Regions from separate parts of the Homo sapiens genome. Here region 1 is linked to region 2. Evidence: chromatin loops called from intact Hi-C (ENCODE). Cell type or tissue: heart right ventricle. All regions are shown on one strand. Each heading gives the region's core, and the rest is flanking DNA. Links, peaks and the distances in the headings are about the cores only. Region 1 holds the start of LOC105373857 (a long non-coding RNA gene). Region 2 overlaps PTH2R (parathyroid hormone 2 receptor).

Region 1 (16,547 bases), core at 5,839-13,838, 310 kb after region 2:
GTTAGAATGGCGATCATTAAAAAGTCAGGAAACAACAGGTGCTGGAGAGGATGTGGAGAAATAGGAACACTTTGATACTGTTGGTGGGACTGTAAACTAGTTCAACCATTGTGGAAGTCAGTGTGGCGATTCCTCAAGGATCTAGAACTAGAAATACCATTTGACCCAGCCAACCCATTAGTGGGTATATACCCAAAGGATTATAAATCATGCTTCTATAAAGACACATGCACACGTATGTTTATTTAGGCCCTATTCACAATAGCAAACGCTTGGAAGCAACCCAAATGTCCATCAATGATGGGCTGGATTAAGAAAATGTGGCACATATGTACCATGGAATACTATGCAGCCATAAAAAATGGTGAGTTAGTGTCCTTTGCAGGGACATGGATGAAGCTGGAAACCATCATTCTGAGCAAACTATCGCAAGGACAAAAAACCAAACACCGCATGTTCTCACTCATAGGTGGGAATTGAACACTGAGAACACTTGGACACAGGAAGGGGAACATCACACACCGGGGCCTGTCATGGGGTGGGGGGAGGGGGAGGGATAGCATTAGGAGGTATACCTAATATGAATGATGCATTAATGTGTGCAGCACACAAACATGGCAGATGTATACATATGTAACAAACCTGCACGTTGTGCACATGTACCCTAGAACTTAAAGGATAATAAAATATACATATATATATTTCTATATATATATATATGTATAGAAAAGAAATAAGCTGAAACAGAGGAGGATGCTGATTAGGTAGCCAGAAGCTATTCTGTGTAACATGCATCTATTTTGTTAGATGCATTGCTTTAGTCTTTGCATCCCAATCTCTGTTTTTAATATGGTAACTCTTGTCTTCTGTTAATAACAGCGAATATTTTGCTTCAAAGGGGCATTCATACTGTCTTCACTCCTGAGCTGTCATTGAGATAACTCCAAAGAATCAAAATGTAAATACACTATAAAAATATAGTGGAAAAACTCAATGTTTATTTATTGAGCAAAAAGCTTACCTTTCCAAGGTTGTTATTTTTCTTTTATAGACTTGTGAGCTCTTAAAAAATAATTTGACAAGTAGAAGTGTTTTGACTGACACCATCTTACTTCTTTGTGCTCAAATTGAGAGGTAAAATAAATGCAAAAATATCCCCAATTCACTTGTCTGTCATACACAATAGGAATATTAAATTACAGCACAAACGTTATGGGATGTTCCAAAACTATGCTATTATAGACTGTTGGAGCAAGATAGCAAACCCAGTTAAATTCTGCAGAAGTGTTGATGTACCAGAGCCAACGCATTTAGGACTCCAAATCAGTAGGTTCCAATGCTTAATCCCAAGACCAGTGGCATCACCATCATGAGGGAACTAGTTAGAAATGCAATTCTTAGGCCCTATCCCAGCCCCACTGAATCAGGATCTCTGAGGGTAAGTTTCAGAAATCTGTTTCATCTAACTCTCTAGGGGATTCTAATGCACCCTGAAGGGTGAGAATGCCTGACCTAGACACTATCACCACAAAAGAGTATGAGCCAAGGGCAGAAGAAAATACCTTCCAGGCCTGCCATAGAGGGGTGTGTGTGTGTGTATGTGTGCGTCTATGTGTGTACACATATCTCAGGAAAAATTTTCCCCAGTGATTTAACACTTCTGAAGCAATTCTGAAAGATTATTTCTAAACATCACCCATTTCATTTGGCCAACATTGTTAATTTTCCAATTAAGGGAAAATATGGATTCATTAAGACCCTATTAGCTCATCTATATTTAACCTATCCAACTCTAATAACCATATCTATTTAATATTTTCTCTCCCCTTTAAAATTTATTAATCCTTTTATCCTTCTTAATCACCTATCACTTTAGAAAAAAGGTTGTTTGTTTGTTTGTTTGTTTTGTTTTTTAGCCAATGATACCCAGTTGCTGTCTGGAAGATAAACCTCCTTCCATTTTCAGACACAAAAAGAAGTTGCTCTAGGTCTATTCATAGTTGTACGCTCATATATGACTGAGTAGTTCTAGTTTCTACACTATTATTTTCTCCTGTAATTGTAATTTGAGAAGTTCACTGGCTTTCACATTTTGGGTTCATTACAGCCATTTACTTTATTCATTTTAATTTATTTTTACCGTTAGTTTTCTTGTTAAAAATAGTCAATGTTGCCTTCCAATTATTTTTCAGTAGCAAATACAGCACACATAATTGATGACTGCAGATGAATTAATTTGTCATAATTAGCATTAATATCAGCAGATAGCATGTGTGGAGTGTTCACTATATTCTTAGTACTTTAATACTCTGCTAAGAACATTGCAAGAATAATCACCTTTAATGTCATAATTTTTCATTACCTATAAAAAAACAACTGTATGTGCTATTGATATGTGTACTCTCGAATCTAGATTTGAACTATTGTTTTAATGACTCCCAAGAAAGGGATCAACTGCACCATGACTTAGAGTACTTACTGACTCAATTTTATAAATACATGGAAATTCTGTCTCATTATTTTGAATCCATATCTTCCTTCTTACCCCAAACTATAGCACCCAGTGTGGTGACTACCTAATTACATAATCTTGGCTCCAACAAGGTTTGACTCTTTTCAAGAATCAGATTAACCTTTAAAGGAATGTATCTTACCTTTCTTACAATTATTTGTACTAAGGTGAGAATGCTTTCAAAATGTAAAGGTTCATATTTACATAGCATTTCATTAGAAAAGAAGCAGAGCAGAGTGGCTCAGAATATGGACTTGAGAGTCACACAGCTTGAGTACTAACTAGTTTTTTCTGTTCCACAGCAATTCAGAAACATCTCTGTGGGTGTTTCTTCCTCCATGAAATGGAAATATTACCTATTCTTATGGTTTGGCTGTGTCTCCACCCAAATCTCATCTTGAATTGTAGCTCCCACAATTCCCACATGTTGTGGGAGGAACCCAGTGGGAGGTAATTGAATCATAGGGGCAGGTCTTTCCCATGCTGTTCTCCAGATAATGAATAAGTCTCATGAGATCTGATGGTTTTATAAAGAGGAGTTTCCCTGCCAAGTTCTCTCTTACCTGCCACCAGGTAATCTGTGACTTGCCCCTCCTTGCCTTCCACCATGATTGCGAGGCCTCCCCAGCCATGTGGAACTGTGAGTCAATTAGACCTCTTTTCTTTATAAATTACCCAGTCTCAGGGTATGTCTTTATCAGCAGTGTGAAAACAGACTAATACACCTACCTTACAAGGTTGCCATGAGGATGAGATGACACAGAAGATGCTAACAGGTCCCCACAGCATCTGGCAAACAGCAAGTACTCAATAAATGGCAGATTTCTTGTGAGTGTGTGTGTGTGTGTGTGTATGTGTATAGTGTGTTGTATTACATTCTTAGCATGAGAATTTAATATAACTCGATTAGATTGTCCTATCCTCTCATACTTCCAAAATCATTCTGCCTTTCCAGACATGTTCTTTGACTTTTGGAATAAAAGATCACAAATGTGTGAAGGGAAGTACATGAAAGTGTGAACAGAAGTGCATAAAACAAAGAAGGTAGAGGAATGAGGACTGAGGAGTCTTAGAGCTGGAGACAGAATCTGAATGGAGAAGATCAAGTAGGGCATTGGACAGGTAGAGAAGAGTGGGTACTTGAATTAGTGTTGCTGGGTCCTGTCTTCTCCAGGAAATAACAGTAAAGACCTTGAGTTATTTTGAAATTAGTTTTAGTAACATGGACTATTTTCCTCTATCAGACCAACATTTTTCTTAATAGATAGGGAATGTAGTTTCAGTTTTCCTTTAGTAATGACAGAGGTGTGTGGACACACCCCAATTTCTGAGTTCTTATTTATAACACAGTGAAAATGATTTCCTGAAGTGAGAAATTCAAAATAAGCTCTCTATATTTATAATTTAATAAACAGCATGATTTATATATCTGACCAAACTTAACTTAATAATTATAAGTATTATTTAGCTTTAAAAAATGTGCCTTAAATCTCAAAATGAATGCTGATTTTCAGAAGCACCTTTATATGATTTGATGTTTCTCAGAAGCACCTTTATATGATTTGATGTTTCTTGTTCCCCAAAGATATTTCCATTAGTGGTATAACATTCCAAAGGTGTTAGGTTTTGTTTGTAATTTATGCATAAGAAATGAAAACAAGCAAGAGGATATTTCCAGCTTTTGGATTTATTAATTTTGTTCTCTAACAAACAACCTAAGCTTTCTGTGTCATATGGGTATGTGTGTTTAACTGACATAGGCATGACTAGGGATATTCATAAATCATAGTACCCTGTCCCTAAAAATCAGAAAAATTGGAAAGTTGATAGGAATTTTTGTCTCATTATAAGTAGAAAGTAGTTGAATGACTGGGTTGGCCCAGCTTTGTATAATTAATCCCAAGGAACCACAATGTAAATAAATTATTTAAAAATCAGGACTATATATTTAATGTGAAATCGTATTTCTCCAGATATGTAATTAGTAATAAGAGACATCCTGTTTCCAAAGATGTTTCCTTGTTCAAAATCAACCTAAAGTTTTTAAAATCCACATAAAACAATAGCACATGTAAATTAAGTCTACTTTTTTTTGTGTCACGCAGATAGCAAGCAGTGATAGATATTAACTACACAGATAACAGATATTAACTGCACAGATGTCAGATATTAACTATACAGGTGTCTGATATTTGTCATACACAGCAACCAAAGAAAAAGAAAGCAAAGGAGGTAGAGGGACATGTATTCAGCTTCTAATATGGATCAGGTTTTGTGCTTGATGTCATTATATACATTATACACATTAATCCTCCAAAAAATCCCCAAAGCTAAATTCAGCTTTCCTACAGCATAATGTAAATGAGACTACACAGATTGTACTCCTTTGTGTCTTTTTTTTCACTCTGAATAATTTTGCTCTCATAACCTCATAGAAAACAGTAAGTCGTTCTTTTTAATAAAAATCAGTGTCAGGATCTGAAACCAAACTTGTCAATTTTCTAAATTTATGCTCTTTTTATCCTTTCTACAGGGATGAAAAGCTAATGCATGGCAAATCTATGATCCTTTAAGAAATAAGGATAACAAAACATACCAAAAAATTCTCAATAGCACTGATAATCCTATTAAGAAAATTAAAATCAGATATTACCACTTACCTAGTAGATTGGTAAAAAGGAAAGTCTCAACAAAATAAGTTGGGACAAGAATGTTGACAACAGAAACTCATATCTGCTGGTGATAATATAAATTAGTAGAGTCGTTTTGAAAACATTTTGGAGTTATCTGGAAAGCTGGAAGGTTTGCATATTCTGCAAACCAGCTACTTCACTTGTAGAGTATGTGTGTGTACCTTGGAGGAACTCTTGCGTATGTAAACCACAATACATGCAAAAGAATGTTATGGAAACATTATTTGCAATAGCCCAGAACAGAAATAGCTCTGAACTATCACAGTTCCGAATTGAAATTAATCTGAATGTCTATCAAGAGGAGAAGATGTCTACAAATTGCTGTGTATTCACACAATCAAATTTTATGCAGTGATGAAAACAAATTTAGCACAGTTATATACAACAACATGAATGCTTCTAATAAAAATGCTGACCTAGAGATCCTCCTGCAAAATCACTTCAATAAATAGTGCAAGACAGAATAAATTTAGGTGAAAAAATAAAACCAGCAAAAGCAAAAATAGAGGAAAATTTCCCAACACATTTCAGGAAGTTAGGATAACCAATACAAAAATCAAATATCTATATCACCTATGAATATAGATGTAAAAACTAAAAATAAAATATTAAACATTAAATTAAGTAGTATATTAAAAGATTATTTTGAATGAGTTATGTTTATTCAAAACTTAAAAAGTTCAACATAAGTTTATTATTCAATAAATAGATAAATGAAAAAAACCCCAATTAAAACTCTAAGCAAACCAGGATTAGAAGAACACTTCAATAACCTTATAAATTATATTCAACAGGAATCGGACAAACCAGTAAATGTGAACTATGTGAAGTAGTTCATCAAATTCCCTAAGTTAGTGATTCCTGAAATCACCATTTTGATTTAGCTAGCCAACGCAATAAGTGAAGGAATAAAATAGGAGGCGTCAATATTGAAAAGAAAAAGACTACTATAATTTAAATACCACATTACCATTTTCCTCAAAAATTTAAAAGAAACAGGTAAAAATATTTTAGGACTAATAAGGAAGTTCATCAAAATGGTCTAATACAAAATATATACTTTTCTACATATTAATAAAAAACAACTTAAAAATAGAAGGGAAATTCCATTCAAAACAATCTATAAAATGCATAGGACAAGGACAATTCAAAGGAGAGCGGTTAGTCTTTTCAGCAAATAATAAAAGAACAACTGAACATCCAAATGAAAAAATAAATCTGGATGGGTATTTTATATGCAATTTAAAAATTAACTCAAAATGAATGAGAGATAAATGTTGTAAAATGGGCCTTTTTTTTTTTTTTTTTTTGAGACAGAGTTTGGCTCTTGTTGCTCAGACTGGAGTGCAATGGTGCAATTTCGGCTCACCGCAACACCCGTCTCCCGGGTTCAAGCAATTCTTCTGCCTCAGCTTCCTGAGTAGCTGGGATTACAGGCATGCACCACCATGCATTTGGGCTCATATATTTTAAAACTGCCTGCAAAGTTTGAACACCACTTCCTGGGACTTATTCCTAGAAATCAGTGATCTGGTTCTTTAATTTGTATTTCCCCCAGTATTCCTACCAGACAGAAAAAAATGCCCGTGGGAAACATAATATTTTTAGTTACATTACAACTCTACATTTGATAATCCTGCATACATATATAATGTAGAATTAACCACAGTAAGAATTTTATAATTAGCCTAGTAGCCATTCATCTGTGAGAGCAAATAAAAACGTCAGTCAATCTCAGATATGTAGATCTCCAAAATTTATCTTTTTCTTTAAAAAACAACAAATATACAGAAATAGTCAAAAGTCAAATATTTACCTGAGGTACTTCTGGATCAAAACCAAAATCTTTAAAAATATAGTTTTCAAGAATTAGAGTTGAGCCATGAAATCAATCGAGTGTATAGATGTGGACATTGAAAACTATATGTTTCTAAAACAGATTTATATGACAACAACAATAATTTATAGGCAATGTAATTAGGAAGAAAATAAAATTAAGTGGTAAAACTACTTCAAGGGACAAAGAAAAATATTGCTGTTTGCAGGTAATGTTGTCCACATAGGGTAGCCAATAGAATCTCCTATAAGAATATTAAAACAAAAGAATTCAATAATTTGGCCAGATTAAAAATCAGTAGCAAACATCAATAACCTTTCTGAGTTTAGGCAGTTACCAGTTAGAACATATACTCTAAAATACTATTAACAAAAGAAACAAACACAGCAAAAAATTTAAAACAGCTGTGCACTCTGTATATGAAAGACTGTGAAAGTGTACTTACTAAGTGACCAAAGAGGTCATAATAAGTAGAAATAGAAAGCACAAATTTGAATATAAGAATTGAATATTATTTATTAAAAATTTTTTAAAATTTTAAATTTATTAAAAATATTTTTATTTTTTATTAAATTTTTAAATTTATTAAAAATATTTTTATTTTTTATTAAATTTTTAAATTTATTAAAAATATTTTTATTTTTTATTAAATTTTTTAAAAATTATTTAAATTTATTAAAAATATTTTTATTTTTTATTAAAATAAAAATATTCAATTCTTATATTCAAATTTGTGCTTTCTATTTCTACTCATTAAGACCTCTTTGGTCATTTAGTAAGTACATTTTCACGGTTTTTCATATACAGAGTGCACAGCTGGGGATATCACCACCGATCTCACAGAAATACAAACTACCATCAGAGAATACTACAAACACCTCTACGCAAATAAACTAGAAAATCTAGAAGAAATGGATAAATTCCTCGACACATACACCCTCCCAAGACTAAACCAGGAAGAAGTTGAATCTCTGAATAGACCAATAACAGGCTCTGAAATTGTGGCAATAATCAATAGCTTACCAATCAAAAAGAGTCCAGGACCAGATGGATTCACAGCCGAATTCTACCAGAGGTACAAGGAAGAACTGGTACCATTCCTTCTGAAACTATTCCAATCAATAGAAAAACAGGGAATCCTCCCTAACTCATTTCATGAGACCAGCATCATCCTGAGACCAAAGCCTGGCAGAGACACAACCAAAAAAGAGAATTTTAGATCAATATCCTTGATGAACATTGATGCAAAAATGTTCAAATAAAATACTCAAAAAAATACTGGCAAACCAAATCCAGCAGCACATCAAAAAGCTTATCCACCATGATCAAGTGGGCTTCATCCCTGGATGCAAGGCTGGTTCAATATACACAAATCAATAAATGGAATGCGGCATAGAAACAGAACCAAAGACAAAAACCACATGATTATCTCAATAGATGCAGAAAAGGCCTTTGACAAAATTCAACAACGCTTCATGCTAAAAACTCTCAATAAATTAGGTATTGATGGGATGTATCTCAAAATAATAAGAGCTATCTATGACAAACCCACAGCCAATATTATACTGAATGGGTAAAAACTGGAAGCATTCCCTTTGAAAACTGGCACAAGACAGGGATGTCCTCTCTCACCACTCCTATTCAACATAGTGTTGGAAGTTCTGGCCAGGGCAATTAGGCAGGAGAAGGAAATAAAGGGTATTCAATTAGGAAAAGAGGAAGTCAAATTGTCCCTGTTTGCAGATGACATGATTGTATATCTAGAAAACCCCATTGTCTCAGCCCAAAATCTCCTTAAGCCGATAAGCAACTTCAGCAAAGCCTTAGGATACAAAATCAATGTACAAAAATCACAAGCATTCTTATACACCAAGAACAGACAGAGAGCCAAATCATGAGTGAACTCCCATTCACAATTGCTTCAAAGAGAATAAAATACTTAGGAATCCAACTTACAAGGGACGTGAAGGACCTCTTGAAGGAGAACTACAAATGACTGCTCAAGGAAATAAAAAGGATAGAAACAAATGGAAGAACATTCCATGCTCATGGGTAGGAAGAATCAACATCGTGAAAATGGCCATACTGCCCAAGGTAATTTATAGATTCAATGCCATCCCCATCAAGCTACCAATGACTTTCTTCACAGAAGTGGAATGGAACCAAAAAAGAGCCCACATCACCAAGTCAATCCTAAGCCAAAAGAACAAAGCTGGAGGCATCACGCTACCTGACTTCAAACTATACTACAAGGCTACAGTAACCAAAAAAGCATGGTACTGGTACCAAAACAGAGATATAGATCAATGGAACAGAACAGAGCCCTCAGAAATAACTCCGCATATCTACAAATATCTGATCTTTGACAAACCTGAGAAAAACAAGCAATGGGGAAAGGATTCTCTATTTAATAAATGGTGCTAGGAAAACTGGCTAGCCATATGTAGAAAGCTGAAACTGGATCCCTTCCTTACACCTTATACAAAAATTAATTCAAGATGGATTAAACACTTAAACCTTAGACCTAAAACCATAAAAACCCTAGAAGAAAACCTAGCATTACCATTCAGGACATAGGCATGGGCAAGGACTTCATGTCCAAAACACCAAAAGCAATGTCAACAAAAGCCAAAATTGACAAATGGGATCTAATTAAACTAAAGAGCTTCTGCACAGCAAAAGAAACTACCATCAGAGTGAACAGGCAACCTACAAAATGGGAGAAAATTTTCACAACCTACTCATCTGACAAAGGGCTAATATCCAGAATCTACAATGAACTCAAACAAATTTACAAGAAGAAAACAAACAACCCCATCAAAAAGTGGGCGAAGGACATGAACAGACACTTCTCAAAAGAAGACATTAATGCAGCTAAAAAACACATGAAAAAATGCTCACCATCACTGGCCATCAGAGAAATGCAAATCAAAACCACAATGAGATACCATCTCACACCAGTTAGAATGGCAATCATTAAAAAGTCAGGAAACAACAGGTGCTGGAGAGGATGTGGAGAAATAGGAACACTTTGACACTGTTGGTGGTACTGTAAACTAGTTCAACCATTTTGGAAGTCAGTGTGGCGATTCCTCAGGGATCTAGAACTAGAAATACCATTTGACCCAGCCATCCCATTACTGGGTATATACCCAAAGGACTATAAATCATGCTGCTATAAAGACACATGCACACGTATGTTTATTGCAGCACTATTCACAATAGCAAAGACTTGGAACCAACCCAAATGTCCAACAATGATAGACTGGATTAAGAAAATGTGGCACATATACACCATGGAATGCTATGCAGCCATAAAAAATGATGAGTTCATGACCTTTGTAGGGACATGGATAAAATTGGAAATCATCATTCTTAGTAAACTATCGCAAGAACAAAAAACCAAACACCGCATATTCTCATTCATAGGTGGGAATTGAACAATGAGAACACATGGACACAGGAAGGGGAACATCACACTCTGAGGACTGTTGTGGGGTGGGGGGAAGGGGGAGGTATAGCATTAGGAGATACACCTAATGCTAAATGACGAGTTAATGGGTGCAGCACACCAGCATGGCACATGTATACATACGTAGCTAACCTGCACATTGTGCACATGTACCCTAAAACTTAAAGTATAATAATAATAAAATTTAAAAAAAGAATATTTCAAAGATTTTTTTTTTCTAAAAATGAGTTTGGGATGGAAATATTTTTTAATCAAAATTTTAAAATAATTTCTTTTTAAAAATACTCTTGATGTTTCTAAACTTCATCTGGAAGAATAAGTGGGTAAAAGAATATAAAAGGAAACTTTGTAACAAGAAAAGGATAAGAAACTTGCTTTACCACATATTAAAATACATTATAAAACAACCATTAAAACTGTAGTTCTAGCCAAGAATCTGTAAATAGATTAATGTTTTAAAATAGAAATAATTAAATTCTAGCATGTTTAATAGGGGAATTTGGCATATACTAAAAAATCACTGGACATCAAAGAAAAACAACATAGATAATTGCATAAATGGCAATAAAAATTGACTTACATTTGTAAAAAGATCTTATTTATAGCTAAATTTCTTACAAGAGCTGTTTATCCTCACAGCCCCAATTTCTCTCCTCCACTCCAATGAAGTTGCCCTTGTCAAGGTCCATCAATAGTCTCCATCTTGCTAACTTCACTTATGCCACGTACTCAAACTACCAGCAAGTCCCATCCACCTTCCATGTATATTTAGAAGCTAGCTACCTCTCACTCCATCTCTACCACTGTCCTAGTTGAGAATACCATCCACTCTCCCCTGAATTATAACAAGTACGAGTGCTTACCTCCTTGCTGTTTCTCAAATTCAAGCAGGATAGCAGCACAGAGAAGGTCCTGGCAACAAGGTCCTGTCCTTCCTTCCCAAGCCCACATGACTCATTCTCTCACTCCTTCAGGACCACTCAATTATCACCTTATCAGAAACATCACTCCTGGCCACCCTCTATAAAACAGTGTCACTTTCACTCTGTGTTCACATCATCTCACTTTGTTTTTATTTATAGCACATCTCCATCTAACATTATGCACTTATTTGTTGATTTGTTTTGATATCTTCTCTCTCTAGAACATAAGTTTCATAAAAACAAAAAATTTAACTTGTTTGCTGCTATGTCCTTCAGCACCGAAGAGTGCCTGGTAGCAATCAGAAGACAAAAATAAAATAAAATAAGTTACATTTTATTTTGCCAAACCAAAGCCATTTAAAGAGCATTATGAATGAAAGCCATTATCTAAGTTTTGGAGCCTCCTTTTCTAGCCTCTCATTTCTTGTTTTATTTTTGCTTTTTTTAATTATACTTTAAGTTATGGGATACATGTGCAGAACATCCAGGTTGGTTACATAGGTATACACGTGCCATGGTGGGTTGCTGCACCCATCAACCCGCCATCTACATTAGGTATTTCTCCTAATGCTATCCTTCCCCTAGCCCCCGACCCATGGTCAGGCCCTGATGTGTGATGTTCCCCTCTCTGTGTCCATGTGTTCTCATTGTTCAGCTCTCACTTATGAATGAGAACATGTGGTGTTTGGTTTTCTGTTCCTGTGTTAGTTTGCTGAAAATAATGGTTTCCAGCTTCATTCATGTCCCTGCAAAGGACATGAACTCATCCTTTTTTATGGCTGTGCAGTATTCCACGGTGTATATGTACCACATTTTCTTTATCCAGTCTATCATTGATGGGCATTTGGGTTGGTTCCAAGTCTTTGCTATTGTGAATAGTGCTGCAATAAACATATGTGTGCATGTGTCTTTATAGTAGAGTGATTTATAATCCTTTGGGTATAATAAACATATGAAAAAAAGCTCATCATCACTAGTCATTAGAAAAATGCAAATCAAAACCATAATAAGGTACCATCTCACACCAGTTAGAATGGCAATCATTAAAAAATCAGGAAACAACAGATGCTGGAAAGGATGTGGAGAAATAGGAATGCTTTTACACTGTCGGTGAGAGTGTAAATTAGTTCAACCATTGTGGAAGACAGTGTGCCTATTCCTCAAAGATCTAGAACCAGAAATATCATTTGATGTAGCCTCTCATTTCTAACCAATAAAGATAAGTAATAACATGCTTTTTGTAGCATGGCAGAAGACATGTTATAGATATTGCTACAATGTCATATCAGAACTAGTATCTAGAATATATGAAGAATTTTCAAAAATCAACAATAAAACAAGGAAACAATTTAACCAGAAAATGGGAAAAAGACTTGAAGAGACATTTCACCAAGGATCTGGCAAATAAGCACATGAAAGAAACTCAATATCATTAGTTATTAAAGGAATGAAAATTAAAACCACAATGAGATGTCACTAATACACCTATCAAAATGACTAAAATAAAACGACAGTGATAACCCTAAATGCTGACCGGGATATGGAAAAACTGGATCATTTTACAACGCTAATGGGAATTTAAAATGGTACTGTAACTCTTGAAAAGAGGGTAACCACATATTAAATTGAAGAACTGGAGGTGAGGGAAAGACAAACATGAAATGCTCTTTGGTTAAAGTGTCTCTATTAATGCAAAATCTAAAGCACGTAAAACTGCCTTGGTGATTTAGAACATCTCTTATTCTTTCATAAGTTTTTAGTTAAATGTTCCCGTAATATACATAAAATATGCAAAAGTCATGATCACTTAAATTTTAAAGTCTCTTTATAAAATAAAGATTTAAGACAATCAACTTTTAACATAACCTTTAAAGAATGTACCTTGAAATCTATTATGAAACAGGACTGTACCATGTGTTTCATTCCATTCTCTCTCTCTACGAAGCAACTTTCAGAAGCAGCATTAAAGTGAATCTTGCTTTCTTAATGCAAAGATCTATTCTAATTAAATACATGAAGTAAAATATTTAGGAGTATCTCTGATAAAGTACTTACACTATGATACAAGCCAGCATTCCTGTTTTTAAAATATTTAATGTTCATTTGCTTTATAAGCTTCTTATTTTGACGTAATTATAGATTCCCATGCAGTTATAAGAAAAAATGCAAAGCCACGTAAGCTCCCATGAAAGCTTCATCTAGTTTCTCCCAATGGTCATATTTTATACAACTGTAGTAAAATATCACAATTTAAAAACTGACACAGATAAAATCCACTGACCTTATTCAGATTTTGCCAGTTTTACATACATTCGTGTGTGCGGTGTGTGTACTTCATTCTGTGTAATATCATCGCATGTGTAGACTCACCACTGCACTCAAAGTACAGGTCACTTCCATCACAGGGCTCCTTTGTGCTATCATTTTGTAGATGCTGCCAACTTCCTTGCTCCTTTATTCCCGAAACCTGGAAACCACAAATTTGTTTCTCCATCTCATTAATTTTTCCATTTCAAAACTGTATTAGAGGTGGGATGATATAGCAATATAACCTTTTGATATTGGCTTTTTCCACTCAGAGTAACTCCCTTGAGGTTTATCCAATTTGTGCAGGCAGTAATAGTTTATTTTTCTTGCTGAGTAGGATTCTGTGGTGTGGATGTATCATCATTTGTTTCATTATTCACCTGTTGAAGTACATTTGGGTTGTTAGAATTATTTAATATTTTACTTCATGTGTTATATAATTATATAGTTATATCTATAAATATGTAATATAAAATTTGATAAAAATTATGCTATAAATATAATTATATGGCATATAAGTACAGAAACACTATAATTTTTTCTTTATTTTCAAGGAAACGCATATAGAAGAGAGGTAGATAGGTATACTCCACATGTGATTTTGAGCCAGTTCTGCAGTATTTTACATATCACATCGTGTTTGGGAAGGTCTCCAAGTATCTTGCAAATATAATTTATTTATTTTAATATCAACTCCCTTTAAGGGGTTACATAACTTAGGGTCATTCCACATTTTATTTTCCTGAGACATTAACTTATGGTCTTTGCTTGACTTGTATATGAACTCCAAATTTGTTAACTAGTAGGGGTTCTATGAAATACATCTTTTCTCCTCATCTTTTTGTCTCTTCTACCCTCATATAATCATATAATTATTCAATTTTTCCAGTCATCCAATGGTTGTTGTTCTCTCCATGTTGTTTTTATTTTATAATACTTACTGTGCTGCTAAGGTTCTCTATTTGTACCGTTGAACACCATCTTCAAGTACTTTACTTTTTAAAAAATAAATATTATCTTGTGTAAACCTATGAATAATCCAATATTTTGTTACAACTGATATTGATTATAAAATTCTTTAGTTGCAACTTTTTAAATTCAAAGTTTTGTAACTATTTTCTCATTGTATTTTGGCATCCAGTATTGCAGAGAAAATACTAAAGGGCATCATAATATTTGCATTTTTGTAGTTAATTTCTTTTTATAATGCTGACTTTTTGCTTATTTTTGCTTTTATTCTTTGTAGCTCAAATATTTTGTCAAAAATTTTGTCTAGGTGTGGGTTTATTTCATCAATATTTTCCTGCTAAAATCTATGAACCAACTCAGCTTGTACATACAGGTCTTGCTTTGACTCTGAAGATTATTTGAAAAATTTAAATCTTCTATTCATTCTATTTTTTCTTTTCAAAATATCTGCATATGCACTTCATACTGCTAATTTTTTCTCTAGTGGTTTTTATTGCTTTTATTTTCTTAGAAATCTGTTTTTTGTTCTTCCTGTCACTGATTTGATTTTGTACTCCAAGTCTCCTGCTTATTTATTTTGGGTACTTTATTTTATATTTCTACTCTTGCATTTCAAGTTTCTCTTGCTCCTCTCTTATTTCAGTTTTGTCCTTTTTTATCTCAGCTTGTTTGATTCCACAGGATATCTTCCAGATGCTGTTCTGTTATTATGATTTTTTTATAGGCACGTATTACTTATTTTTAAACTTAGTTTCAAAGAACTTGGGTCTGCAAATACATTATTTTGACAATATGGATGGATTATCCTTGCTTCCATTTTGTGTCTGCATGAATGATGTTACATCTTTTCCAATTAGTGCAATTTCCAATCTCTGGCTGCCTGTATTTTTTTTTTCTTACAGTTGTACTTCTAAAAGCCCTGAGTTTCAGATCATCAGTCATTCTTAGTCAATACAATATATGAAATCCTAAAATTCTCAGAGCTCCCTTTCCTGCACTTTGCAACAAATATGAAGGAAGCTGGTTTTGGCAGGCCCGGGGTGTGTTGGCAGGGGTGGGTACTGCACTGAGGATTTTTCCTAACTTACATCATCCTGTAGTGTTTAGTAATGGAAGATAATACCTCTTAAAATGTACTGCAGCAGAATAGATACTTTGTTGCATGTGCTTTTTTCCCTGATTTCCAATTTCTCATTAAAACTGGTGACAGATTTAGCAGGCTAGAGATTGAGGACACTTTATGATGCTTTATGAAAGAGCTTTACAGTGGTAAAAGTAACAACACACAATTTTTAATAGTAGAAGAGATATAGAATATTTTCTACTTTTATAGATTGACTGTTCCATGATATGAAGCCAGACTACTCTGTTCACTGAAACGTGGATAGATTTTCTTTCTCCATCGTCTTCCAGCTATGTTGCAATTAATGTCAGTTCTTTCCAGATTCTGGAATAAAGGTCTATGTACATTCAGAAGTTTCTTTTTCACTGTTAAGAGTTATCATTTTGTGTTTTATTTTTATTTTTTACTTTTAGGAGAATTTGTAAGAAACTGAATTAAGGGTTTCTATTATGGTAACTTATTGAAGTTGAAGCCTGCAAATTTTTTTTATAAACAATTTATAAAGCACACACAAGCAATTCAGATGATGCATGAGTTGCTATTTAGAGTAGATGGTACCGAACCTGTGCTAGCCAGATGGATATTCATTCGTTTTCTCCTTTTCAAGGGAAATCTTGATTATTTTCATGAATGTATGCAGAATCTCCTAATACTTGGACTAAACAAGCTTTAATATTACTGGAAATTGTGAGGAATAATTTTCCGATTTAT
Region 2 (16,547 bases), core at 5,437-13,436:
GGAAAGTAAGAATATAACCTTTGTATTTGTTTGCATATGCATAAACATGGGAAGCATACACAATATGGTAATAAAAGGTGTTATCTGTAAGGAGAGGGATGGGGGCAGAGGCAGACAGGAACATGGGGAGGACTGAGACATCTCAATGGCTGTCTTTTTATATAGTTTGATTTTAAAAATGAGAACATATTGCCTCTATGTAAAAGTTAAACTTAAAAATATGTAGTTCTTAGTGTGTACTGAAAATGTTTTACCCTTAAGGAAAAGTCAAAATGGTATTTTATTATCTATAGCTTGCTCATTAATAAAAAGTAAGTTCGTGATAAGTTCATTATCTAGAATTAAAAAACTATCATTATATCCCACAAATTTCTTTATATTATTTGCCATTGCCACAATCAATACTGGGTTTTGTGAAAAGAGAAAGAAACTTAAGACTTTTATTTGTGCGTCTTTTGTTTCAAGTGTTATATTAAAGTGCCAAGTCGTACTAGTTTCTTATCATTTCTGTGCTATTTATTCCAGTGTAAGATCTTTACTAGTACAAACCAGATTGGGTGAGCATGAGTAAAACTTAATTTGAATTCAATTGATGTCAGTTCAATCCAATAGATATTTATTGACTACCTACATACTGTTCTAGGACTTGCAATACATCAGAACACAAAAACAACAGTGATCTCTGCCCATGTAGAACTTAAACTCAAGTTAGGGTGGAAGGGAAGCACCAAATATAAAAAATAGGCAAATTATATAATTTTTAAATTAAGTACTGTTAAAAACAAACTTTTTAAAATTAGGATAAGGTCGTGGATCTTATACAAATAGAAAATGGACAGCTGTCAAAGATTTTTAAAAAAATTTTTATTTTAGGTTTGGGGGTACATGTGAAAGTTTGTTCCGTAGATAAACATGTGTCACAGAGGTTTGTTGTACATAATATTACATCACCCAAGTATTAAGCCCAGTACCCAATAGTTATCTTTTCTGCTCCTCTCCCTCCTCCTACCTTCCCCCCTCAAGTACACCCCAGTGTCTGTTGTTTCCTTCTTTGTCTTCACAAATTCTTATCATTTAGCTTCCACTTATAAGTGAGAACACGTGGTATTTGGTTTTCTGTTCCTGTGTTAGTTTGCTAAGGATGATAGCCTCCAGCTCCATCCATGTTCCTGCAAAAGACATGATCTTGTGTTTTTTTTGTGGTTGCATAATATTCCATGGTATACATGTACCACGTTTTCTTTATTCTGTCTGTCATTGATGGGGATTGAGATTGATTCCATGTCTTTCTTTGCTATTGTGAACAGTGCTGCGATGAATATTTGCATACGTGTGTCTTTACGGTAGAATGCTTTATATTCCTCTGGGAATATGCCCAGTAATGGGATTGCTGGGTTGAATGGTAGTTCTTCTTTTAGCTCTTTGAGGAATCGCCATACTGCTTTCCACAGTGGTTGAACTAATTTACACTCCCACCAACAGCATATAAGGGTTCCCTTTTCTCTCTAACCTCACCAGCATCTGTTATTTCTTGACTTTTTAGTAGTAGCCATTCTAACTGGTGTGAGATGATATCTCATTGTGGTTTTGATTTGCATTTCTCTAGATATTTTAACCTCATTAGTTAATGAGGGAACTACTAAGGTGTTATGATTGGTTCCAAGGAGAAATCTAAAGAACCACATTTACATTCAGTACAATAAATACCAAAAATTTACAAATAAATGCAAAAACTACTCAATATTTACAGGATACTAATCAATTACATTCCACTGAACATCATAGCTAATTTTCATTTCTATGGACAGGAATAGTTTGCGTTCATTTTCTATTGCATTTCTATGAATAAGAATAACTTGCATTATTGTAAGGATTCTACAATTTTTGAAGTAAAATAGAATTGCTGTAATGTCTGTGAGAGAGAACTTTCTTTATCAGTGAATTTAAATTATCATGGCTCATTCCAATAATAGTAAAAGTGAAGTATCAGTTGTATGACATTTAGAAGACTATTACCTTTTGTGGCTCTGGAAACATGGTTGACTCTCGTCACAATAAAAGTAATTCACTAATATTTATAATTCTCTACTCATCTTCAAGGGGTAGCTAATAATATGAAAATCAATACCCGTTACACTTTTTCCCCCCACTGGCTTGGGTGTTTTAAGATAAGATTTCTTTGTCTATTTGTTTCTTAATTGGAAGTGTGGGGTTGGAGTTTTTGGTAAAACTTAAAATTCTACTTAATACTACCCATTTGCTTTGCCAATTTATTCATGACAGCTTTTTTTCAATGTCTCAGGTGCTGGGAACTTAGTGCTGGAGACATCAAGTGGATTTATCAAGCACCGATCTTAGCAGCTATTGGGGTAAGTTTAAAAGTTTGTATAGTTAAAAAAGGGATGAAAAATTAACCTGCTGCTAAAACCCAGAGAAAGTGTGTCTGTCACTGCATTCTACAACAGATCTGAGAAACTGACAAGTACAGCAACATCTATTGGGAGAGTCTGGGACAGAGATCAGACCCTTATTGTGACTGACACTGAGATCCATGCAGAAAGCCTTCCTTTAATCAGCTAGCACTTGGGGTCAATTCCGAGACTTCAAAATATCTATGAGCATTTATATGTTTAGGGAGTTGGAAGGCCCTATGTCTCCTTTTCATCCACGATATTATTTTACCACTTTAACATTCTGATCACCTGGTAGTAGGTCAGTGTGACAGGGAGGAAAAGGTGGAATAGCAGGAAAACAGAGAAATTACTGAGAGAGAAGAATGGTAATATGATGTATAAAGTATTCCCTAAATCTTTTATTTGGCATACTTTCCCCAAGGAGTTAAGTACATCTTATACCAAGAAGTATCCCACATAATTCTATCTAATAGGTATTAGATAGAATTGAAAGTAATGGCAAAAAACACAATTACTTTTTCACTAACCTAATAATAGGGAGAAAGACCACAATGCATGTTGCACTGGACCTTATCTGCCTATAATATTTCCAATGCACATTGCATCTGTGTTGCAAAGGAAAACAAAACCACACACTTCTTTGTATCTAATAAAACTTATCAAAATGTTTACTCTTGATCTTCTTTGAAGACTTTAAGGCATCAGCTTCTTTTGGGTTGTTGAAGAAATTACACCACCTTGTGTTTTCCTGGTGTTCATGTATGTAATACATATTACAAGCATTTTAAAAAAATAATTACTATCTTGATAATAAATGTTAAATTAGAAAACAATGTAGCAACTTGATTATTAACTAATTTTGATGTTTTTCTTTGTTTCCCAGTTTCATATTCTTCTTGTTTTCTTTTGGACAATGTGTCACCTACTTTGTCAGAAGGGCAGCTATTAATGTAGTTGAGGTATTGTAACCTCATCCAAAGAATCAGATAAAAGCTTATTTACCTCATAGGAAAAATGCATAAAGAAAATAGGAGAGATCAAAAGGAATCTTCAGTTTAGAAGCCCATTGAAATAAATGTTTAGAGACGGAAATAAAATACAGAACACGTTTAGAGAAGCTATTTTGTATCCTTGCTAAACCATCCTATTAACAAATTGGTCCCAATTCCATATATCCTAGGAGAAGCTCAAAAATCGATTATGGATGAATGCATGGCTTAAATGTATAAACACCTGTAATTTTAATTTTTAATGTAAATCAAATGCTGCTACATTAATTTAGTGAAAAAAATCCTAGATCTGTAACTATATCCCTGAGAGACATCAGTGAACTTAAAGATAAAAATTAACTGCTCAGATTTCCCTTTCACTCATTGGTATTTAATCCTTATTTATACTTTTAAGCCTTTTATTTTCCTCCTTTCTAGTTCCTCCTCTGTGTGTTTGCTTCTCCATATCTTACTATTATCTTTTTAAGGGAACAATCTTTATCTTGTTACTTTTTCTTTGCCTTCAGTGTCTTGTACTGAAACTGACCAATAAGAGTTAATTAATGCTCTTAATTTTACCCACATTTTAATATAATGATTATATAATGATTAAATATGATTTTACATTTGATGAAAAGGAAGGACCTATTGAAATGCAAGAGATCCTTGTAAAATTATCAGGAATTGAAGCAAAGGACAGTGGAGAAAAGGAAATCCTAGGGCATTTTCCATGGAAATGACTGATTTTTATCCAAAGCTTTATAGTTTGTTTACAGATCTAAGTCACTCACATCATCACCATGGATGAAAAATTTATTTTCTGAGATTTGTAACTTGTAATGTGAAACAGTAAAGCTAGGTGATTAAAGGGCTTTTGAAGATTCGCTGTTGGCGAAGGAGAAATAGAAGTGATGGCACACTCAATAAACTTTGAAGAAAATTAATGTAGAAGGCCATTTTCATCTTCTTGAGCTAAAATTATGACAGTTCTAAGCTAAGAATTCTGAAGTACTTTTCCTATATTATGAAGTTGATTTAATCTCAAAAATCACAGCTGAGACTCAAGAATATCTTTCTGTTCACTAAGAGTTACCTTTTTGTTTCATTATTATAATTTAGTGTTATCACAATTCCCTTGAAGGCTCTTAACTTACTCACAATCTACTAGTGTATCTGAAAGTTTTCATAAAATGTCAAGAATTGGATTTGAAATAAATAATTTACTTATTTTAATCAATAATTTAGAGAAGGCTGAGTTAAGAAGGAGAAAAACTAAAAAAGCAAGTGGAAAACTAAAGGAAAGAAAAAATAGAATTATAATGAAAAGCTCCAAGGTATAGTTTTCAATTCAGAAGAGGGGAATATCTCAAGAGACAAGAAGATACACCTCAAGAATATAGAGCTCCTAGGAGAGAGATTTGGCCCTCCTGGGAATAAGAATGTGGAAGGCCTGTGTGGATAATTGTGTGATGTGTAACACCAGGTAGTTAGATTGCCAGTGGCACCGGTTCAGAGGATCAACTTGAAGCACACACAGAAATCCTGGAAATCCAGGAGCTTGGATTATACACAGTGAACCCAAGTTGATATGTTTTAAAACCTGGATTCCAAGGACAGTGATTATTTCACTTAGAATGCCAAAGACCAGAGCTCTGTAAGCATGATTAACATTCAGGAAAAAAACTAATTTAATATCTGCATTGGAAGTAAATAATAAACACAAAATCATGAGCAAAGGTGGTAGTGATTAATGGGGGAAATTTATTCATCACAGGTTGGCAAGTGGTACGAGAGCATTCCAATGGTCTGTGCCAAGGTTGAGCGTGGGTGTGGAATAATGTCAAGAGCTGAGGCTGCAAAGGAGGCCGGGCCAGACCCTGAAGGGGCTTCTAAGCCTCACTAAAGAATTGACACCTAATCTTGCAAGGGATGACAACCAAAGGTTTAGACATTGGAAAGTGAAGGAATCAGGTTTTTCATTTGGAAAGATCTCAGGGCTTCGTTGAAGCTGGCAGTGGGTAACCACTGTGGGTGTCTGCTGGGTGGGGGTTTAAGCCACAGTGATATGAAGTGGAAAGGACATGGGGCTGAGAGAGTTAGGGCTTGGAATTCTGAGCACTGTCCCTTCACACTTGGCATACACATTTTCCTCATTTCCATGACCTGGTCCCTTCTTCCTCCCCCATCTCATGTCATCTCATCTTCTCCCTCCTGCTGCCTCAGCTCCACACAATGGCTTTCTTTAGTTTCCTGAACATGCTACACTGTTCCCACCTCAGGGCCTTTGCCTGTGCTGTTCTGTATGCCTGCCATACTGTTCCCCCTGCTTGTCCATTCTTCCTTCAGGTCCCAGCTTACGGACAACCTCTTCAGACATCCCTTTTCTGACCACTTGACAGTGTCACAGTGGTTACAGCATAGGCTCTGGGCGAGACTGCCTTCGTTAGCATCCCAGGTCTGCCCTGTTGTTGAGCGTGCAGGCTGAAATTTTATGGTACAGGCTGGCCTTGGGCAAGTTATTTAAACTCACAATCCCCTTTTGCCATCTAAAAGATGGGAATAATAGTGTAGATTACGAGAGTTAATCACTGGGCTGCATTAGGAACAGTGGCTGCCACACAGCGCTGTAAGCATTAGCTATTATCATTTTTACTTTTCACGTGTTAATAACTTGCCCACACTCCAGGTAGATTTCTCCTACTCCCTGCAACACATTAACTTAAAAAATGTCTCCATAAAGTCATAAAAATAATGTTGGTTTCTGGACAGCAATAAAGCTAACACATTCTACCTTGTATATCAGGAAGTGGCTGTTCAGACCTGAGGGGACTCCCAGGGATGATCTGGCTTCCCAGACTCCACGATCCCCTAGGATGACACCATGATTGCTTCTCTGTTTGTGCATAGGCACTTCTGATTACAGAATGTCCACTCTCCTTGTATCCCATAAAACCTGGCATACCATTGGTGTGACTATTTTTTAAAAGGCTATAACGTTATCTACCCAAAATGGTATAATTATTAACTCTTGTTGGTAGGAGTAGAGCTTATTTTTACCCTTTTGTTAAACATTTTAGTATTCTCCATTTTAGGTGTATCAGAAGGCTTTACTTCATAATCGAGAAATCGATATTTACATTTTGAAAAAGTTATTAAGCTCTCACTTTTGTAATTTTCCAGGTAAACCATTCCATGATTCACCTTCTATTCAAACACAATAAAACACGAGGTGAGAAAAGTATAACATAATGTTATTTTCACTTTTTCTTCCTATGTGAGGTCCTGTTATTAAATGCAATAAATATTTGATTAAAAAGAAACGTCTTCCTAAGTACATTCTATGATCTTCCCCGTGACTTGCTGGCAAACCAGGCAGACAGTAAGTTAGCACCCCTGTGGTGAACCTGACGGGCGCCCGAGGTCTCTTCTCTCCAGGTCTGCGTGAAGATGTAAAGACAGGGAAAGCTCTGCCACACCAGTACATGATTTGTCTGTCCAGCCCATTTGAGATGCACATGGACACAGTATGAAGGACCAAGGAGGTCTGCCCTTTCTTGGGAATGATGCCAAATGTGTCGCAGTAGTTACAGCATAGATTTTGGGCCAGGCTGTCTTTGTTAGCATCCCAGGCCTGCCCTTCTGTTGAATGTGCAGGCTGAAATTTTACTGGGCAGGCTAGGCTTGGGCAAGTTTTAAAAAGTCAGGGTCCACTTTTGCCATCTATAAAATGGGAATAGACTGGGCATGGTGGCTCATGCCTGTAATCCCAGTGCTTTGGTAGACATAGGCAGGAGGCTCGCTTGAGGCCAGGGGTTCAAGACCAGCCTGGGCAACAAAACAAAACCCCTTATTCTTTTTCCCATAATGACTGTGCCTACTCACACTCATACTAACAGGGTACACATTTTTTTTTCTCTCCACATCCTAGCTAACATTTATCTTTTGTCTTTTTGAACTACCAACGGCCATTAAGCCATTCTTTGTTTGTTTGTTTTTTTGAGACAGGATCTCACTCTGTCACCCAGGCTGGAGTGCAGTGGTGCAATCATGGCTCACTGTAGCCTTGATCTCCTGGGCTCAAGTGATCCTCCTGCCTCAGCCTCCTGAGTAACTAGGACTATAGGCATGTGCCACCATGCCCGGCTAATTTTTGTATTTTTTGTAGAGATGTGATTTTGCCATGTTGTCCAGGCTGGTCTCAAACTCCTGGGCTCAAGCAATCCACTCGCCTCTGCCTCCCATAGTGCTGGTATTACAGGTGGGAGCCACCATGCCCAGCCATATGAAGCCATTCTAACAGGTATGAGGTGTTAGCTTGTGGTTTTGATTTGGATTTCCCTGATAATTAGTGATGATGATCACTTTTCACATACTTGTTGGCTATTTGTAAGTCTTTTTTTTTTTTTTTTTTTTTTTTTTTTTTTTGTGATGGAGTCTCACTCTGTCACCCAGGCTGGAGTGCAGTGGTGCGATCTCAGCTCACTGCAACCTCTGCCTCCTGGGTTCAAGCGATTCTCCTGTCTCAGACTCCCGAGTAGCTGATATTACAGGCACGTGCCACCATGCCCAGCTAATTTTTTTTATTTTTAGTAGAGATGGGATTTCGCCACGTTGGCCAGGCTGGACTCAAACTCCCGACCTCAGTGATCCGCCCGCCTCGGCCTCCCAAAGTGCTGGAATTATAGGCATGAGCCACCGCAGGGCCAACTCCTTTTTTTTTAAAAAAATATTTTAATGCATTTTGGTAGCAAACTGACAGGAACAGTGCAAAAACAACATTAAAAACATGTACTTGCATGTAGGATTTCTGAGAAAAGTATAGTGAGTGGATGGAATTTACTGTATGATAAAAGTGCTACAAACACCAGTTAGTTGCTGTCAAGAAATTTTTTTTTTTTAAAAATCCAAATGCTGGCATTGTTCAGAAAAATTTAACAGGTCTATTTATAACTGCTATAAAGGTGAACTGCTGAAACTTGTTCAGCTGAAACATTTGGTGTGCATTAATACTTTGTTTCCATGCATTTATATTACAAATTCACACAAAAACAAAAATGGAAAAACTGCCAATACGTGATTTCTATTCCCTATTTTTTCACTCACAGTCATTTACTTAGGTGCCTTTTGACTCCATGGGGGCAGCGGCAGGGGGAATCTAACGCTCAGAAATACCAATAAAAGGAAGAAGAGCTTTTCATTTTTTTTTCTTTGAGAATGAAATGTTTCCCATCATAGTGGATTGTCAAGCAAGTTCTCCATGAATGCAGCATGGATGTCTTTTGGCATAATTGTTACACATTTGGCCTGGATTGCACACAGCTCGGTGTCTCCAGAGAGGCCAACCTGATAGACGTCACTTTTCTCCTGCAAAGCACCAGCAGCTGTGCTCTGGATGTGTTGATCTGTTTTGAAGTCCTTAGCAGTTTCTTGCACCAGATGCTAGGAGAAAAGTTTATGGATTAGGCATTCAGTGGACTTCTGATAACATCTAATTTCACCAAGCGCCTTGGTATCCAGCCTGTTAACGGTGAAGTTTCTTCACCCCTCCAGTAGATGGCACACTGGCCTTTGTAGTTTTTTTGCAGGTTGCTTTGAGGGCAATCTGCATGGCATAGAGACCTCCTAACTCATTCCACTTGGGCTTGGTGAGCTAGAGCTGTATGTCTTCTTTTGAGAAACGTCTATTCAGCTCCTTTGCCCATTTTTAAATTGGGTTGTTTCTTGGTATTCAGTTGTCTGAGTTCCTTATATAATTTGGATATTAGCCCCTCATTGAATACATTAATTTTTATTGAATACATTAAATACATAAATATTGCAAATATTTTCTACCATTTCACAGGTTGCCTTTTCACTCTATTGATTGTTTCCTTTGCTGTGCAGAGGCATTTTAGTTTAATGCAATCCTGCTTGTTAATTTTTGTTTTTCTTGCCTGTGCTTTTGGTACCTATTTCTAAGTATTTTATTCTTTTTGTTGTTATTGTAAATTGATTTTGTTCTTATTTTTTTTGGATAGTTCATTGTTTGTACAATTTGTTCAACATTTCAGCCAAATTCTTCTTATCAGCTAGCTTTTGGCATCTGTCCCAGGGAAGAAAGTGCTTACATTCCATCCTCCTTGGAGATGTCAGACTTTCCTTAAATTTCGGGTTAATTGGTCATCCTGTAACTTTGTTCTCTGATGCATTTTAAAAAGTTAAAAAAATTTTTGTCAGATTATCCAGCATTTGTTTGTTATAATAGCAAACAAATGGTGGGAGCAAGTTTTCTTTTCTTTTCTTTTTTTTCCCCCTAGCTTTCTACTATTGGGGAAATATAATTTAATACAAAAATCTTCTCCTAACCTAAAAATCTTCTCCACAAAGGTAATACAGAAGAAAAACACTTTTAGTATTAAGTTACTCAACCAGAATGTGGTGTGCACTACACGCAATCTGCTAAGAGATTGCAAAGAGAAAGAAATCTCACTCCTTTTTATAGCCAAGCAGTTACAACTCATTATATACACGTTTTCAAGAGACACAATAACTAGTTCTCAAGTAAAAGGGACTTGACAATACTATATGCTACACATGATTCATCCTAACTTTACCTGGTAATTGGGGTGACCACCTGTTGTGGCTAAGTAGCTTTATTGGAGGAAAAACAAGCTTGTCATTTCTTTATGTCAGGAGGAAGTTTTGCAACTTCAAGATAGGTGCCTACAGAAGTTAAGCTTCTATCCTACAAAAACTGAGAGACAGGGATGCTATCTCTCTTGATGTTAGCATTTCAAAAAGATGGTTCCTAGGTCCTTGCGAAAGACATTCCTGGGCCATAAAGCTGACCAAAGGCCTATCTAATCTTCAAAAGGATTTATAAACATTTCAAAGAGATGAGAAAGTACATACAAGTTTTCTAAGGTAAATGCTCTAAGAAAAAGGAGGAAAGTGAAATCTCTTCCCCCATTTTCAACAGGGAGAATGAAGACTCTTATTTTTAAATTTGTATTTGGCCTCACACCGTCTCCTATGCAGCAGCTGACATCTCTAGGCTAATCTGATAATGAAATGGTCTTGCAGTGATTTCCAGCAAAACTCTCCTATATATTTTCCTCCTGGGATTTCAGGCCACATTATTAGGGACCATGAAGCCTACATACCTCATATTACTTTAGAACCTGTCTGTAAAGGGAGAAATAAGCCCAGAACTTAACCACCATGTGTGCAGAGGGTGGTGCTCCTTCTTCTGAGTTGTTCTGTGTGGTGAAGCCAGGAAGGATGAAGATAATAATAACAACAACAAACACGACATAGTTCTTACAATATACTGAGCAGTGTTTTAAGTGTTTTATGTACATCAATGTATCTAATCCGACCAATAACTCTAAATAAGGAAACTGCCCAAGAATACCCAATATTAAGTGATGGAGCCGGGTTCTGACTTCAGCATCAATGTCCCTACCCAATGAACTCCATGCACTTATAATAAAATCTAACATCTCTGATAATCCAGCAAAGATGGCTCACTGATGCTTGTGCCTCTTTACATGCCACACCCTGGCTATGTTGCTTTCCAGTCAGTTGCTTGACCTTGTCTGCCTGTGTTTTTCTCAGGGCTGTTCTACATGCCCCACTGTACTTTTAGAAGGTTGGAATGTGCTTCCTTCTGTGCCTCATTTGAAATACTACTTTTTCTTTGTGACCTTGATGCCGTCCAATCTAAATTAGATTACCAATTGTAATCTACAGGGCACAGAAAGGCTTTTTCTTTTCAACATCACAGTATATCATGTCTTTCATTGTTGAATGTCCATCTTTTTCACCGAACTGCAAGGTTTATGTAAACAAGAACCATTTTTTTTCTAAACTTATGATACCTAGAGCTTAGCTAGTTTCCTGGCACAGAATGACCACTCAATAAATACTTGTTGGAAAAACAAAACATGCATATAAAATAGATATCATGGGGAACTGGGAAGAGGAAAGAGGCAAAGTAAGAGCACAAAGCAAGTAAAATTAAAGAACTTGTGAGTTCATTTTATGCAATCTTTTCAATTTCTAGAGGAGAAAACTACAGCTCACGCAGATATAGGTCACACGACTAGTATGATGAAACAGACTTTAACATGTGTTTTGTGGCCATGTTCTTTTCACTTGCTTTCTAAAACCTGTCAAACTGTGTCTTGAATTTATGGGAAAAATCTTTCCATTTATATAGCTATGTGCATAGTTTTAAAAATAGGTTAATTTTAGGATATAAAGTTGTTTTTTAGTCATGCATTACATGTGGCATGGTTTTAAGTAAATATATGCATCATATATGCTAACAAAGAAACTATTTGCCCAGAATTTGAAATCCAAATTAGATCCCTTACTTAATTCTGTCTTTGGCTATTATAATACTGTAGATTCTATTAATTTGATGTTTGTATATCTAGGAGTAAAATTAGATAAATTATGGTCAGAATTTCTAAGCAATATATGAGGTAAACTAAATTTAAGAGAGTAAAGGAATTTGTTAAGTATGAGCAGTCAGGAGAAGTCATGTCAAGATAACTGATTTTTAGAGATAACCATAGACTGCAGTATAAGTTTGGAAGGAATCACTTAATTTTGGAATTGTAGGGTCTATAATTATAGCATTGTTGTTTTCTGTTTTGTTAAAGTGTGTTAAAATTATGTTTAAGAGAACTAGAGTCATTGGAAAATACTAAATTTTGTTCTGAAAATAAATGTCCCCAAATGTAATCATTTATCAGACACCTGTGTCATCTTGATGTTGATTTGAGGATGATTTTTTAATTCTTCCCTGTAAGATCAAAATATAAGAGAAATATTTCCTAATTAACAAAAGAACGTGATGCTTTGTTTTGGTTCTGGGCCTCCTGGAGCATCATGAGAAGGCATAGGGATGCTCAGCCTGAAGAGCAGGAGATGCTGCAGGCAGGACAGCTGGCCTGAAAGAAGTGGGAAAGGTGAGATTGGTTGAGTCAATACATTTTGACCAAGCTGGGGCACTGACTGAGACATAAGCACCTGCATTTGCACTGATGTCAACCAAGAGGCACTATAACAGCTGAAACAAAATAAAACCAGAGACACAAAAATACAGATTGGGAAATTGAGCAGACTTACTCTTGGGTACTTATGAAAGGGCCTTGAGAATGCCAGTATTATGGTGTGGAGAGTTATATGGTACTAGCAGAAACCTGAGATCTTGAATTTACCGGTTAGGGAAAAGAAAAGGAGGAACTGTGGTATTTGTCTTTATGTAAATATTTCCTTCATGCTGTGTTACTCTCCCCATTCACCCATCCTTTCATCCAGCATCCAGTGATAGGTGATCAAACTGTCTTTCTAGGCCCTGCTCAAATTTTATCTTTACCAAAATGTTTTGATATGGTTTGGCTGTGTCCCCATCCAGATCTCATCTTGAATTTCCACATGTTGTGGGAGAGATCTGTGGGAGGTAATTGAATCATAGGGGCAGGTCTTTCTTGTGCTGTTCTCGTGATAGTGAATTTGTTATGAGATCTGATGATTATATAAGGGGGAGTTTCCCTGCACAAGCTCTCTTCTCTTATCTGCCGCCATGTGAGAAGTGCCCTTTCATCTTCTGTCATGATTTGAGGCATCCCCAGCCGCATGGAACTGTAAGTCCATTAAACCTTTTTTTTCTTCCTATTCTCAGGTATGCCTTTATCAGCAGCATGAAAACAGACTAATAAAGTAAATTGGTATCAGTAGAGTGGGGCACTGCTGAGAAGATACCTGAAAATGTTTAAGTGACTTTGGAACTGGGTAACAGGCAGAGGTTGGAACAGTTCAAAGGGTTCACAGACAGGAAAATGTGGGCAAGTTTGGAACTCCCTAGAAACTTGTTGAATGGCTTTGACCAAAATGCTGATAATGGTGTGGACAATGAAATCCAGGCTAAGGTGGTCTCGGATAGAGGTGAGGAACTTTTTGGGAACTGGAGCAAAGGTGACTCTTGTTATCTTTTATCAAAGAGACTGGTGGCATTTTGTTCCTGCCCTAGAGATTTTTGGAACTTTGAATTGGAGGGAAATGATTTAGGTATCTGGCAGAAGAAATTTCTAAGCAGCAAAGCATTCAAGAGGTGACTTGGGTGCTGTTAAAGGCATTTAGTTTTAAAAGGGAAACAGAGCATAAAAGTTTGGAAAATTTGCAGCCTGACAATGCAATAAAAAAGAGAATCCCATTTTCTGAGGAGAAATTGAAGCTGGTTGCAGAAATTTGTATTAGTAACAAGGAGTCAAATGTTAATCCCCAAGACAATGGAGAAAATGTCTCCAGGGCATATCAGAGGTCTTCACAGCAACCCCTTCCATCACAGGCCTGGAGGTTTAGGAGGAAAAAGTGGTTTTGTGGGCTAGGCCCAAGGTCCCTGTGCTGTGTGCAGCCTAGGGACTTGGTGCCTTGTGTCCCAGCTGCTCCAGCCATGGCTGAAAGGGGCCAATGTAGAGCTTGGGCCATGGCTTCAGAGGGTGCAAGCCCCAAGCCTTGGCAGCTTCCATGTGGTGTTGAGCCTGTAAGTATACAGAAGTCAAAAATTGAGGTTTGGAAACCTCTGCCTAAATTTCAGAAAATGTATGGAAATGCTTGGATGTCCAGGCAGAAGTTTGCTGCAAGGGCAAGGCCCTCATGGAGAACCTCTGCCAGGGCAGTGCAGAAGGGAAATGGGGGTTGGAGCTGCCACACAGAGTCCCTAATGGGGCACTGCCTAGTGGAGCTGTGAGAAGAGGGCCACTGTCCTCCAGACCCCAGAATGGTAGCTCCACCAACAACTTGCACCATGTGCCTGGAAAAGCTGCAGACACTCAATGCCAGCTTGTGAAAGAAGCAGGAGGGGGGCTATACCCTGCAAAGCCAAAAGGGCAGAGCTGCCCAAGGCCATTGGAGCTTTCCTCTTTCATCAGCATGACCTGGATGTGAGACATGGAGTCAAAGGATGTCATTTTGGAGCTTTAAAATTTGATTACTTCAGTAGATTTCAGACTTGCATGGGCCCTGTAGCCCCTTTGTTTTGGCCAATTTATCCCATTTGGAATGGCTGTATTTACCCAATGCCTGTACCCCCATTTTATCTAGGAAGTAACTAACTTGATTTTGATTTTACAGACTCATAGGCAGAAGGGACTTGCCTTGTCTTGGATAAGGCTTTGGAATGTGGACTTTGAGCTGTTGCTGAAATGAGTTAAGGCTTTGGGGGCCTGTTGGGAAGGTGTGATTGCTTTTGAAATGTGAGGACATGAGATTTGGGAGAGTCCAGGGGTGGAATGATACCTAAATCATTTCCCTCCAGTTCAAAGTTCCAAAAGTCTCTAGGGCAGGGACAAAATGCCACCAGTCTCTTTGATAATAGATAACAAGTCACCTTTGCTCCAGTTCGCAACAAGTTCCTCACCTCCAAATCTCATCTTGAATTCCCACATGTTGTGGGAGGGACCCAGTGGGAGGTAACTGAATCATGGGGTCACTTTCCTGTGCCATTCTCATGATAGTGAATAAGTCTCATGAGATCTGATGATTATATAAGGGGAAGTTTCCCTGCACAAGCTCTCTTCTCTTGTCTTCCACCACGTGAGATGTGCCTTTTACCTTCTGTTATGATTGTGAGGCATCCCTAGCCACATGGAACTGTAAGTCCATTAAACCTTTTTTTTGTTTTCAGTCTCAGGTATGTCTTTATCAGCAGCATGTAAATGGACTAATACAGTCTTCCTTTGTCTCTTAACAAAGTTAATCTCCTATATTTTATTAATCATCTGATGAATAAATGTTTGAGTCTGTTTTTGTTTCAAGCATATTTCAGAGTCTTTTTTTGCATTAATCCTCAAATAACTTTTAAGTAGGTATTTTTATTATTCCCAGTTTGGGTTCAAGAAAGGTTATGTAACTTGCCTGAGGTTATACATTTAGAAAATGCTGAAGCCAAGGTCAAACCCAGGTAATGCCATGCCAGAGCCCACAGTTTTTGCTCTTTCTTGCCATAGGATTTAAGCTAGAGCAGTGTTTCCTTATGTAGGGGCACATACCCTGGTGCATGAGAGGACTTAGGTGGTATATGCAAGGTCATTAAGCATTATTGAATCATATATGAATATTGGTCCATTTCCAACCCTTCTGAACACATCAAGGAGAAAGTTTTATTTTGGTCCTGGTCTTGAACAACACTCACATGTGTGGTGTCTTTCTTTGGGGGTAGGGGGAGGTAAGACAGGCAACCCAATCTAGATAACATTTCATAAGGCTTTTTGTTTCCATCATATGTATTTCACAGTTGTCTTTTATTTATAAAAGCTTCTACTGGTTCTTTATTTATGTTTAATGGTATGAAATATGAATTTTAATAATTTAATGAAAGTTGATTGAAGAAAGATATGAAGTAGGCAATAGTAGGTAAATAATATCAATATGGCAAAATCATGATGATGGCACCCTAAATGACTTATTTGGAGAACACTGGACTGGACAAATTCCTTTAACAATGAAACCTGAAATTACACAAAAGTCCTGGCCAGTGTAAGCAGTGGGTGTTCACATGGTTGTGGGAGGCTAGTTGTGTTTCATGTGATCAGACACTTTAGAAGTGTACCGTATTGCATTTTACTTACTAGCTCTGTCTTCCCTGTGTGCTCCTCATGGGGAGGGATGATCTATTCTTTTATTTTCCTAGAATGCCTGACCTTTATTGGTGCCTAGGAAATATTGGCTGAATGAAAATATAAATATATATTTAATGATATTACTTATAGTGGATCATAAGATTATATGATAAGCATGCCACATGTAGGTACCTTACAATCATTTAAAATATAGTTTTCTTCATAGTTAACTGGCATAAATATATCCATATTATTGTTTCAATTTTATAACTGACAATACCGGCACACAGAGAAGTATGTGACTTAGAATTATAGGGTTTTGGAGCTGGGGGTATCTTAGATTTTGTTGAGTCTTACTAACTTTACTAGTCTACAAGCAGTCAAACTCATATCCAAGGTCATACAGGTCATTAGCAGAGGAGGTGCAACTCATAATAGTTTTTATTATAGGGTTGGTAGTTGTGTGAACAAGTGTATGAATCCTGTGTGAACTCTTAACCAGTTGCTGACTGTACTATGATTTAGCCCCTTTT

Evidence for each region. Peaks named below come from ENCODE experiments on the same cell type or tissue, not always from the same donor. Only the 100,000 strongest peaks of a DNase experiment are listed, where the experiment ranks them.
Region 1: it touches region 2 in a loop (2.8-fold over the local background); 10 of 110 quality-filtered maps call a loop at or near these places.

What each region holds. Positions count from the first base shown.
Region 1 is chr2:208,765,598-208,782,144 of GRCh38, forward strand. All of the region lies in intron 3 of LOC101927960 (a long non-coding RNA gene), which reads left to right. It overlaps LOC105373857 (a long non-coding RNA gene), which reads right to left and starts at 8,099. Exons shown (of 4, transcript XR_007088063.1): 1 at 8,066-8,099; 2 at 3,242-3,301. LOC105373856 (a long non-coding RNA gene) reads right to left here. Exons shown (of 4, transcript XR_007088062.1): 3 at 13,990-14,124; 4 at 13,508-13,904. In heart right ventricle, for the core only: no CTCF peak of the experiment used is centred there; no DNase peak of the experiment used is centred there.
Region 2 is chr2:208,457,593-208,474,139 of GRCh38, forward strand. It overlaps PTH2R (parathyroid hormone 2 receptor), which reads left to right. Exons shown (of 13, transcript NM_005048.4): 9 at 2,303-2,369. It also overlaps the pseudogene H3P9. Among named protein-coding and RNA genes, the nearest start is that of PTH2R, 59 kb to the left of the region's middle. In heart right ventricle, for the core only: CTCF peaks have their summits at 8,952 (motif pointing right) and 9,151; no DNase peak of the experiment used is centred there.